2 separate regions of the Mus musculus genome follow, and region 2 is linked to region 1. The links are chromatin loops, found by intact Hi-C in ENCODE. Cell type or tissue: left cerebral cortex. All regions are shown on one strand. Region 1 overlaps Large1 (LARGE xylosyl- and glucuronyltransferase 1). Region 2 overlaps Large1 (LARGE xylosyl- and glucuronyltransferase 1).

What was found. Hi-C counts contacts between places; a loop is a spot of excess contacts. Peaks named below come from ENCODE experiments on the same cell type or tissue, not always from the same donor. Only the 100,000 strongest peaks of a DNase experiment are listed, where the experiment ranks them.
Region 2: a loop joins it to region 1, with 2.7 times the contacts of the local background. A loop is called at or near these places in 6 of 42 quality-filtered maps.

What each region holds. Positions count from the first base shown.
Region 1 is chr8:73,001,544-73,006,543 of GRCm38, reverse strand. All of the region lies in intron 6 of Large1 (LARGE xylosyl- and glucuronyltransferase 1), which reads left to right. Among named protein-coding and RNA genes, the nearest start is that of Mir28b, 12 kb to the left of the region's middle. In left cerebral cortex, a CTCF peak has its summit at 2,508 (motif pointing left); a DNase peak (open chromatin) is centred at 2,482.
Region 2 is chr8:73,230,723-73,235,722 of GRCm38, reverse strand. The region is part of intron 1 of Large1 (LARGE xylosyl- and glucuronyltransferase 1); the gene reads left to right. Among named protein-coding and RNA genes, the nearest start is that of Large1, 120 kb to the left of the region's middle. In left cerebral cortex, a CTCF peak has its summit at 2,212 (motif pointing left); DNase peaks (open chromatin) are centred at 1,327 and 2,216; H3K27ac peaks cover 389 bases.

The DNA.
Region 1 (5,000 bases):
TCTCAACTTCCTGCTTGCTTGCTCATCCTCTTGAAGATTATGTCTCCAGACAGCCATGCCATTCCTCATTCCTTGAAGTTTCCATTCAGATGTCACCTTAGCAAAGGACCAGCAGTTTACAGTCTTTACATTGGCTTATCATTTGCCTCTGTACTCACCCTTGGAACATGTCAGCTCTTTGGGGCTTACAGAGTACAGTATACAGTTGATGCTCAAGACTTGTAGATGCACAGTATTTGTGGGTGAGCAGTACTAGTGGGTGCACAGTATTTGTGGGTGAGTAGCACTTGGGGGGTGCATGTGCTAAGGGGCTTATTACTTAGAAAGACAGATCAGGTGGCCTGGAAAGCACAAATGTTCACACACTCACACCAAATTTTGTATATGCTTAGAGATTTTAAGAAATGACATAACTTTTTCAGATCAGTTTTACCGTTTCAATTACCTCCAATGTTATGTGAAAGTTCCTTTGCATTACTTGAAATGGATCTTTTTTAAACTGGTCTGGACGGTGTGATATATATATATATATATATATATATATATAGTATTTGTGGTTTGCATGTAAATGTCCAGATGACTGATGGTTGCATGAATCTCTTCATGTAGTTACTTCTTACCCAGCTACCTTACGTCATAGAATGTCTATTAGAATATTCTGCCTCATAAAAACAAGTTGTTTAGCCAGAGATGGTAGCTCATTCCTGCAATCCCAGCACTTGAGAGGTAGTGGTAGAAGAATTGAGAGTTAAGACTAGCCTCGGCCACATAGCAATTTGGAAACTATCCTCAATTATAAAAGACCCTGTTGCAAAGAAAAGTATTTATCTTTATTATTGAATTGTAAGACTTTTGTATGTATCTTAGGTATAGGTTGACTATCAAATATATATATACATTCCAACATTGCCCCCCCCCACCATCAAAAGACAATCAAGTTCTCTATTTCTTAGAGCCCTTTCAGGGCTAATGCTCAGTGAATGTCTTAAGTCAAGACACCAAGCCCTCTGCTTGCATAGCACATTCCTCTATGGAATTCTCACTCCTGGAATTGGGAGAAAGGCCACACCGTGGCCTGGAGATTACACTCGAGACCTCTTCCTCTCTGCTGTGGCTTTTGCAGACCACAAGGGTGCCAGTTTCTCATCTGTTACCTTTTCTCATTGACAGTAGCCGAAATGAGCCCAGAGCTGCCCTCTACTATGCTGAAAATACCTTGTAGCTGCACAGCTTTCTATTGTCTCTTCTGTCACAAAATTAATTCATTTATTCAGTAAACATGTATGGAGTTCCTGTCATATGCCGAGTACTCTTCTAGACCTCACGGTTTACTGCAGCTAACTACAGATGACCCAACTCCCTACTTTCTGGAGCTGGCCTTTGTTAGGAGGTCTGAGAGGAGGGGCGTGGTATGCAATGGTATGACAGGACTTGTCATCTGTCCGTGGTGACCTTCGCATTTACAGTGGTAAAGAACAATGAGCATTTGGACCCAAAGCCTAAAATTCTAACACCCAGACCACCCAGTTAGAATCAGAGTGAGGAGCTTGTGGTCTGAAGTCACACTTTGGGGTACTATCCGGGCTCAACTCTATTCAATAGTGTCTCCAGTGAGATTTGAGTCCAAACTCTACCCAGGGACCACCTCATAGGAGTATGGTTTCCTATGAGTACACACCACACCTAAAGCATTCACCACAGTTGGTATCCACATTGTCACTCTTAGTGAAGCTGGGCAAACCACTTTTCCTGGCTCTTGAGTGTCCCCCTGTATAAAAGAACTGCTGGTGACAGCTCTCCATATTTCTTTTTCTGATTGAATGAGCATCACACCTAGGCTAGTTATGCCTTTGCTCTGTGTAGTCTGACCCACTAAAATAAGGCTATGCATATTTAAGTAAGTGTGTATGTGTATGCATGCACTCACAATGACACACATATTGTGTATATACACACACATACATGTATGTATGTGTATGTTTAAATATGTATGTATATTACAATTTAAACACATACACCACATAAATTGAAACAAGGTCATTATTAGCTTCTCGGTCTCTAGATTTTCATTTGTCATTGCCATCGCATACGTTGGGAATGTTGCCAGGTAAGAAAACTTATTTCCTGCCCTTCAAGCTCCAAGCTTCTGCTACTCATTATTACAGGGAGACTATACCTAGTTTCTTCTTACAGGTATGTTTGTTTTATTTCTGTTTGTTCTACTTCCAGTTCCGTGGAGATAAAATACGCTGAAAGTAAGGAAAGAAATGGTTTCTTATAGCTGACAATTCTGGGTTACAGACTGATGACAGCAAGGAAGTCACAGTAGCCGGAACTGAAAACAGCTGGTCATATCACATCCACACTTGAGAGCAGAGAGACAAATGCATGCATGCATTCTTAGTGCTCAGCTGCCTTTTTCTACTGTTATATAGTTGAGGGTCCCAAACCAGGGAATGGTGCTGCTCACTTGCAGCCTGTGCCTTCCCTTATCGATTTAAGCAGTCAAGGCACTGCCCCCTACAGGCCAACCTGATCTAGGCAGTCCCTCATTGAAATCTGCTTTTCTTTCAGGGTTTCTCTGTATAGCCCTGGCTGTTCTGGAACTCACTCTGTAGGAAATCCACCTGCCTCTGCCTCTGCCTCCCAAATGCTAGGATTAAAGGCATGCAATGCCACTACCAGGCCTAGCTTTTCTTATTACCCTGAAATTAGTCTTGATTACCTTTAAATTATTCAAGATTGACCACCATGCAAAGTGGTTTCTTCTTTCATTAATCTCACTATCTGGCTGCATTTGTATAATTTTTTTTTCCTAGCCAGCACAATATGTTCCCCCTGTAAGCAGGCCTCTGTGAAATTCCTCTAGCTCTCATATGGCTTTGTTCAGTGGTCACACTGGAAAACATCCCAAAAGCCGTGCTGCTTCCTGTGTTTCCAAAACAAATGAGGGATCCCCTGGCATTAGGTTCTTCCTTTTAAAAAATCATTAGTGAAGATGACACAGCATACCAGGCATAGCATATAGAAGACATCATAAAAAAATAGCATTGGATGTTTTTTTCTCTATATTATAAAGGCTGTATGCATAGAGTATTTATTAGAAACTGGAGACAAGGGACAGAATGCATTTGTCCCACATCCACATCATAGGGATCAGTGCTTATTTCTGCTCTTCCTTCTGTATATTTTTAAAAACATTTATTTTCCTCCTCTGTGTAGCACTGGTTCCTAATTTTTCATTTCATTTAGCATTACTGATTGTTGTAATAGCTACTGGCTGGTAAGCTTCAGTCTACTGCTAAGTCATCATCCTTTGCAGATCTTCTCTTGTTTTTATACACTGAAAATGTCTCTAATTTTTTTTTCTTCCTCCATTTGAAAATATTATCAAAACTTTGTACTTGAAATCTGGAACTCCAGTGCTGAAGACGCTAAGTAAAACAAAAGGTTCGCCGTGAGTGGAGGCCAGGCTGGGCTACCTGGCAAATTCAAGGACACACTGAGCTGCATGGTGATTTTGATGCCAGCCTAAAATTCAGCACAGTGAGTGAGACCCATGGGCCTCAAAGGGAAAGGAAAAAGTCAATTTCAAATGCCTTTGCTATATTGGAGATTTTTCAAAATTAGTATCTTAGCATAAATTATCTGAGTGTGATTTCAGGGGAAGGGATTATTTGTTCTTAGAGTCACACCAAGGTATTTTATATTATTTGTGACAATTGTGAAAGATGTTGATTCCCTAATTTCTTTCTCAGCCTGTTTATCCTTTGAGTAGAGGAAGGACACTCATTTGTTTGAGTTAATTTTATATCCAGCTACTTTGCTGAAGTTGTTTAGCAGGTTTAGGAGTTCTCTGGTGGAAATTTTGGGGTCACGTAAGTATACTATCATATCATCTGCAAATGGTGATATTTTGACTTCTTCCTTTCCAATTTGTATCCCTTTGACCTCCTTTTGTTTTCTAATTGCTCTGGCTAGGACTTCCAAGTACTTTATTGAATAGGTAGGAAGAGAATGGGCAGCTTTGTCTAGTCCCTGATTTTAGTGGGAATGCTTCAAGTTTCTTTCCATTTAGTTTGATGTTGGATACAGTTTGCTCTATATTGCTTTTATTATGTTTAGGTATGGGCCTTGAATTCCTGACTTTCCAAGACTTTTATCTTGAATGGGTGTTGGATTTTATCAAATACTTTCTCAGCATCTAATGAAATGATCATGTTTTTTTTTTCCTTTGAGTTAGTTTATGTAGTGGATTATGTTGATGGATTTCCATGTATTGAGCCATCCCTGCACCCCTGGGTTGAAGGTCCCTTTGATGTGATCTTGGATTAGGTTTGCAAGAATTTTATTGAATAATTTTGCATTAATATTCATAGGGTAAATTGGTCTGAAGTTCTTTTTCTGTATTGGGTCTTTGTGTGGTTTGGGTATCAGAGTATTTGTAGCTTCTTAGAATGAATTGGGTAGAGTACCTTCTGTTTCTATTTTGTGGAATAGTTTAAGGAGTATTGGTATTAGGTCTTCTTTGAAGGTCTGATAGAACTCTGCACTAAACCCATCTGGTCCTGGGCTTTTTTTGGTTGGGAGACTATTAATGACTCTTTCTATTTCTTTAGAGAATATGGGACTGTTGAGATCGTTTATCTGATCCTGATTTAACTTTGGTATGTGGCATCTGTCTAGAAAATTGTCCATTTCATCCAGATTTTCCAGTTGTGTTTAGTATAAACTTTTGTAGCAGGATCTGATCATTTTTTGCATTTCCTCTGTTTCTGTTTCTATGTCTCCTTTTTCATTTCTGATTTTGTTAATGAGGATACTGTCTCTGTGCCCTCTAGATAGACTAGCTAAGGGTTTATCTATTTTGTTGATTTTCTTAAAGAACCAGCTCCTAGTTTGGTTGTTTCCACTTGATTAATTTTAGCCCTGAGTTTGATTATTTTCTGCCATCTATTCCTCTTAGGTGTATTTGCTTCCTTTTGTTCTAGAGCTTTCAG
Region 2 (5,000 bases), 230 kb before region 1:
TGATTAATATTCTCACTTGCTCTCAGAGTCTTCCCATATTGGACACTCAGGGCTGTAGTTGGTAGTTGTAGATGAAGAAACCGAGTGTAGAGAATTTGTCCACATGGAGTTGGAATTCTGATCTGTGTTTTAACTGGCTCCTCTTACTTTCACTGCCTCTCCATCCTGAGAGCAATTTGCCTAAGAGCACATTTGTAGGCTGAAGTCCTCTATGTCCCAGACTGAGCCTTCTGGACAGCTGGGATGGCTGGTCCCTGAGTCCCCCTCCCCCATCTTCCAACTAAGCTACCAACTTCATGTGGTCTAGAGACTGGGGATAGACTGTTCTTTATTAACATTTTCAATTATTCACAAGTTAATATATCGACATCATGTGGGTCCTAGAAGCTTCTGGATTTTTCAATAGGGAGTGGGCATCTCATCAAACATAAACATATTTTCTTCAGGTTCAGAGCCTTATAATAAAGGAGCCCTGATTTTGCCTCAGCAGTAGTAAATTTAATTTTTCTTCATGTTGCAGCATACAGAGAGGCCTTATAGAAAAACTGGAAAATGAAATACAGAGAAAGGAAAAGAAAACCATTGTAGCCTATTCCTTCTTTATTAGAGTTCTTTATTTTTTAGGTTCATTTGAATGAAAGCCAGTGTTCTCAACCCCTTCCCCATTTTTATGACTGTGACAGGTAAGTAGTGAAAGGAGTGTCTTTAAAATAGGGCTTGGGCTTGCCTCGCTTAAGGCAGAGGACCATATTTCCAAGAAGTCAAAAAGTTTGTGGATTAGCAGGTGTCTTTTGCAGGCTGTAGCCAGGGAGAAGGGCTTGCCGTGTGTCTGGGGGTGGGGGGGTTGGAGGAACACTGAAAATGACAGTGGCCATCACCATTCTTGTCCAAGAGCTAATCTTTTTGTGCATCTTGTGGGTGTGTGATGTATGCACAGAGTATGTGTGGGTACAAGTCTGAGGAGGGTGCTGGGTGTCTGCTGTTACTTGCCAATATATTCTTTTGAGACAGGGTTTCTCACTGAACCTAAAGTTCCTGTTTCACCTAGGCTGATAGTGAGGTCACTAGGATGACCAGCCTGTCTCCATCCCCCTAATTTTCAGGTTATAGAAAGATACATCCAGAAGCAAGTTTTTTTGCTTTTTGTTTTTTGTTTTTTGTTGTTTTTTTTTAACTTGGATACTGGGGCTTTGAACTCAGATCCTCTTGTGTTCACAGCAAGTGCTTTTATCCATCTCTTCAGTTCCAGAAGCTGATTTTCTGAGTGTAGATCGTAGTGCATCTTGTGGGTGTGTGATGTATGCACAGAGTATGTGTGGGTACAAGTCTGAGGAGGGTGCTGGGTGTCTGCTGTTACTTGCCAATATATTCTTTTGAGACAGGGTTTCAAAAGTGAACCTCACTCCTGACCTAAATTTGTTTCAGGTTTGAGGATGGCAGCTGGTTACTTTAAGGGCTTTCACTTCCTACACTGCTAATATAAGAAAGAGAAAGAGCTTTAAGTCCTTTTGTAAATAGATAACTCGGGTTGTAGGAAGCCATGGTTCCGTGTTTCTCAGGGCTTTCTTTGCCTTTGTCTTGGTGGATATTGTGTATATTAAGCAGAAGTTGAGACTGTCTTTTCTGCTTGAATCCTGGAGAAGACTGGTCTCCTATCAGCCTTAGGATTTTGGCTAAATCCTTTTCTATTTCAGTCAGGATATTTTTAACATTACAACATTTTTCTGACCCTAGGTGATGGGGGTGGGGGACGGACTGATGTTAGTTTTAGAGCATTTTTTCTAGTTTTTGTTTGGGAAGCTAGTGGGAATAGTGACGCTATATTGTGCAGTCATCTCTGAAATGCCTGTGTATACAGCTCATTAATCTTTCTGGCACCACAGAAGAGCATGGCCCATCCCTGATCCTTGGTCTCAGTCTACTCTGACCACATTTACCATCTTGGGTACTTTCGGTGCTAAGGTTATTCATGGTTATTAAAGGAGACTGTTCTTGGCTTAGAGTGGATGTTCTGTGTTAGTGTCTTTCCAAGCTTTCCTCAACTTCCTTCCCGTTTCCCTTCTTCTTCCCTTTTCCTACTTCCCTTCAACTCTCTACAGCCACCCGTTTCCCCTTTCAGCAATGTCATTTACCAGTCCTGGATCTCATCAATTCAGCTAAATGGACTTTTTAGTGTGCTACATAGATCTAGCCGTCTCTGCCCCCTAGTGCTAGGATTATAGAAGGCATGAGCTAAGATTCCCAATTACTAAAGCCTTCCTCCTCCTTTTCTCTATGTGGGCACTAGGGATCCAAACTTGGCTCTTCATTCTTGTGAGGCAAACACTGTAGAAACTGAACTGTTTCTCTCTTTTCTCCTTATGGGTGTAGTTTTAGAAAGTTCCTGAATTTCTCTTTTCTAAGAACGGGAAAAATGTTACCTAGGGAAGGGATAGGGAGGCAGTGGTATGGACCAGTCGAGGGCCTGGCAACTGATTGCTCCGACAGTGGCCATTAACTTTCAACAAAAGTTTAGAAGGGACTTTCAAACTATAGCAGATAGCTTTGATTTTTGTTTTTGTATCATCTCTCCTTTTAGAGATTCCCCCGGACATGTCTTGTAACGTCTGGTTTCTAATCCCAGAATATCTGTACCCAGGGTGTTGTGCATGCTGTCTCAGTAAGACTGATTTAGGAGCAGATGTCAGGGTGTCTGAACTTCAGTTCTACCACTGGCTAGTAGGGAACATTAGACTCTTCAGGTTGCTTTTTTGGCTTCCTTAATCAGATGGAAATAGGGACAGTTTCCATGAAATCTGCCTATGGATGTTTGAGTAATGAGTATGATTATTTTATAACCTTTATTGAGTCAGATGACATTACTATTAAGATGACACAAATAAGATCATATTTTTCTAGGAAAAATAATGGTAGTTGTAAGTAGGAATCTGAGTTGTAGCATTTGTAGCCCTGATGGCAGTAATGGTAGCCCCCATGGTAGTAGCTGGTGAATGTGGGTCCTCATAATGGGCCTTTGGCTTGCTGGCCAAAGAAGTTGAAGGGTTTTCCTTGAAATGGTCTGTGCTGTGTTGTAGCACTTTCCCTAGATACTTTTCTTCTGAATGCAGTCAGCCCATGCTAAAATGTCTTCTCAATAGCAAAATTTCCAACAATAAAATTAAACCAAGGATATATAACAATGTTATAGAAAAGTTTGTAAAGTAGTATTTCTCTTCCTTCCCCAGTAGAAAAGAGTAAATGTCATTTAAGCTTTGTATTACATGACTTACTTTCCCTCTGTGTCATACAGAAGTCACTGATGTATAAGGTCAAGTTTACTGCCAGGATTCAAGGCCACAATGTCTTGTTCCCTCCTTCCCAGACCTGGTTCTCACTGTTAATTTTTTATTATTATTATTATTATTATTATTATTATTATTATTATTATTATTACAGCTGTTTGGTCTTATGTGCCTAAACTACTTGGTGAAGATTTGAAAGTGACTGCAGGCTTTTCCATGGATGTCACATAGATGTTTTTATTTCAGTTATTGATTGCATCAATCATGAGAATTTCTCATTTTCTCCTAGGGAAAAAAAAAAGAGTTATTTTCTCATTTCAAATTCTCCCTAACTAACATAAATTATAATATAAGGTTTGCATTCTTTATGTTCTCTTAAGGAAATTTTATTTATAGCTTATTGTTTTGGATAGACTTTACTGATGTTCACCTTGAAAGGACATGTGCCTACAGGCATTTTGAGCATGGGGAGTAGCATGGGGGTGGGAGATGTTAAAAGTTCTGAAGTTATCTAAATAAATATTCTGCCTCTGTATTTTTCTGAACACAAAATGCACAGCAGCCACCATTCCTAGAAACATATGCCAATTGTAGCTTACATTTTGCTGAATTTGAGAAGCTGGTATGGCCGACAATCAGATGCTCAGAATGAGGACTTTAAAAATGTCTTTGTGACAGGTTGGACACACTTAAACCTTGGTCGAGTTTCAGAGAGGCGCAACTTGGTCTTTCATCATAAATTTGAAGGCAAAAAGATACATGGAAATCTCTAGGTAGTATGAATTGTTAAGTCTTTCTGTTGAGTTACAGATACTGAAAGGGAAAAAAAAAATCTTAGATGTCTTTTTATTCCCTTAACAAATACTTCCTTGCTTTTGAAGCAGTTGAAGTGTAGTGCACTGGAGCTTAAAATGTCTTGGGTATAGAGTAAAAAGACTTGGTTTAAATTCTATGCCCTTGCATGATCCAGCGAAAGAAACTTTCTCTCTGCAAATAGTCACTCAGTGTCTTGGGAGGTGCATGTCTCAATGTTGAGCCAAGTACATATTTGCAGGTGCTGTAGCATGTACATTTCTACATATGGTGGCAGGTGCATTTTCAGGTGCCAAAGTAGGTACATTTCCAGGTGCTATGGCAGGTGTATTTTGGAATGCTGTGGTGGCTATATGTCCAGGTACCTTACTTACTAAGTTGTAAGACAGATGCAGTGGATACAGACAGTAACTAGCTACTCACTGGATTCCTGCTCCCTTGGCAGAATTTCATCAACTCCTAAATCTTTCCTTCCAGTGTTGGGCTGCAGCCTCTTACAAGACCTTACAATTTTCTGAAATACTTATGTTCCTTAGACATTGATACTCTCTACAAATATCAGGCTACTAAAGGAACTATTCCTTGCAAAAGCTAGCTAGCCACTGTTGCCAGCTCAGAGTTGACAGTTCTTAGCCCCCACCTCACAGTGATAGAAGTTGCAAGGACTTATCTGCACCATGCTGAGACAAAGTGGTGAAATGGGAGACTCACTTTCTCATTGAGGCCTTTGCTTTGAGTTATAAAGATTTTTCTTTTCTCTCTCTTCCTTTGCGTTTTTTGAGGCTGGGTCTATATAGTCTTGGCTGTCTTGGAACTCCATAAGAATTACACACACACACACACACACACACACACACACACACACACACACACACACACGGTTGGCCTCAAACCCACTAAGATATA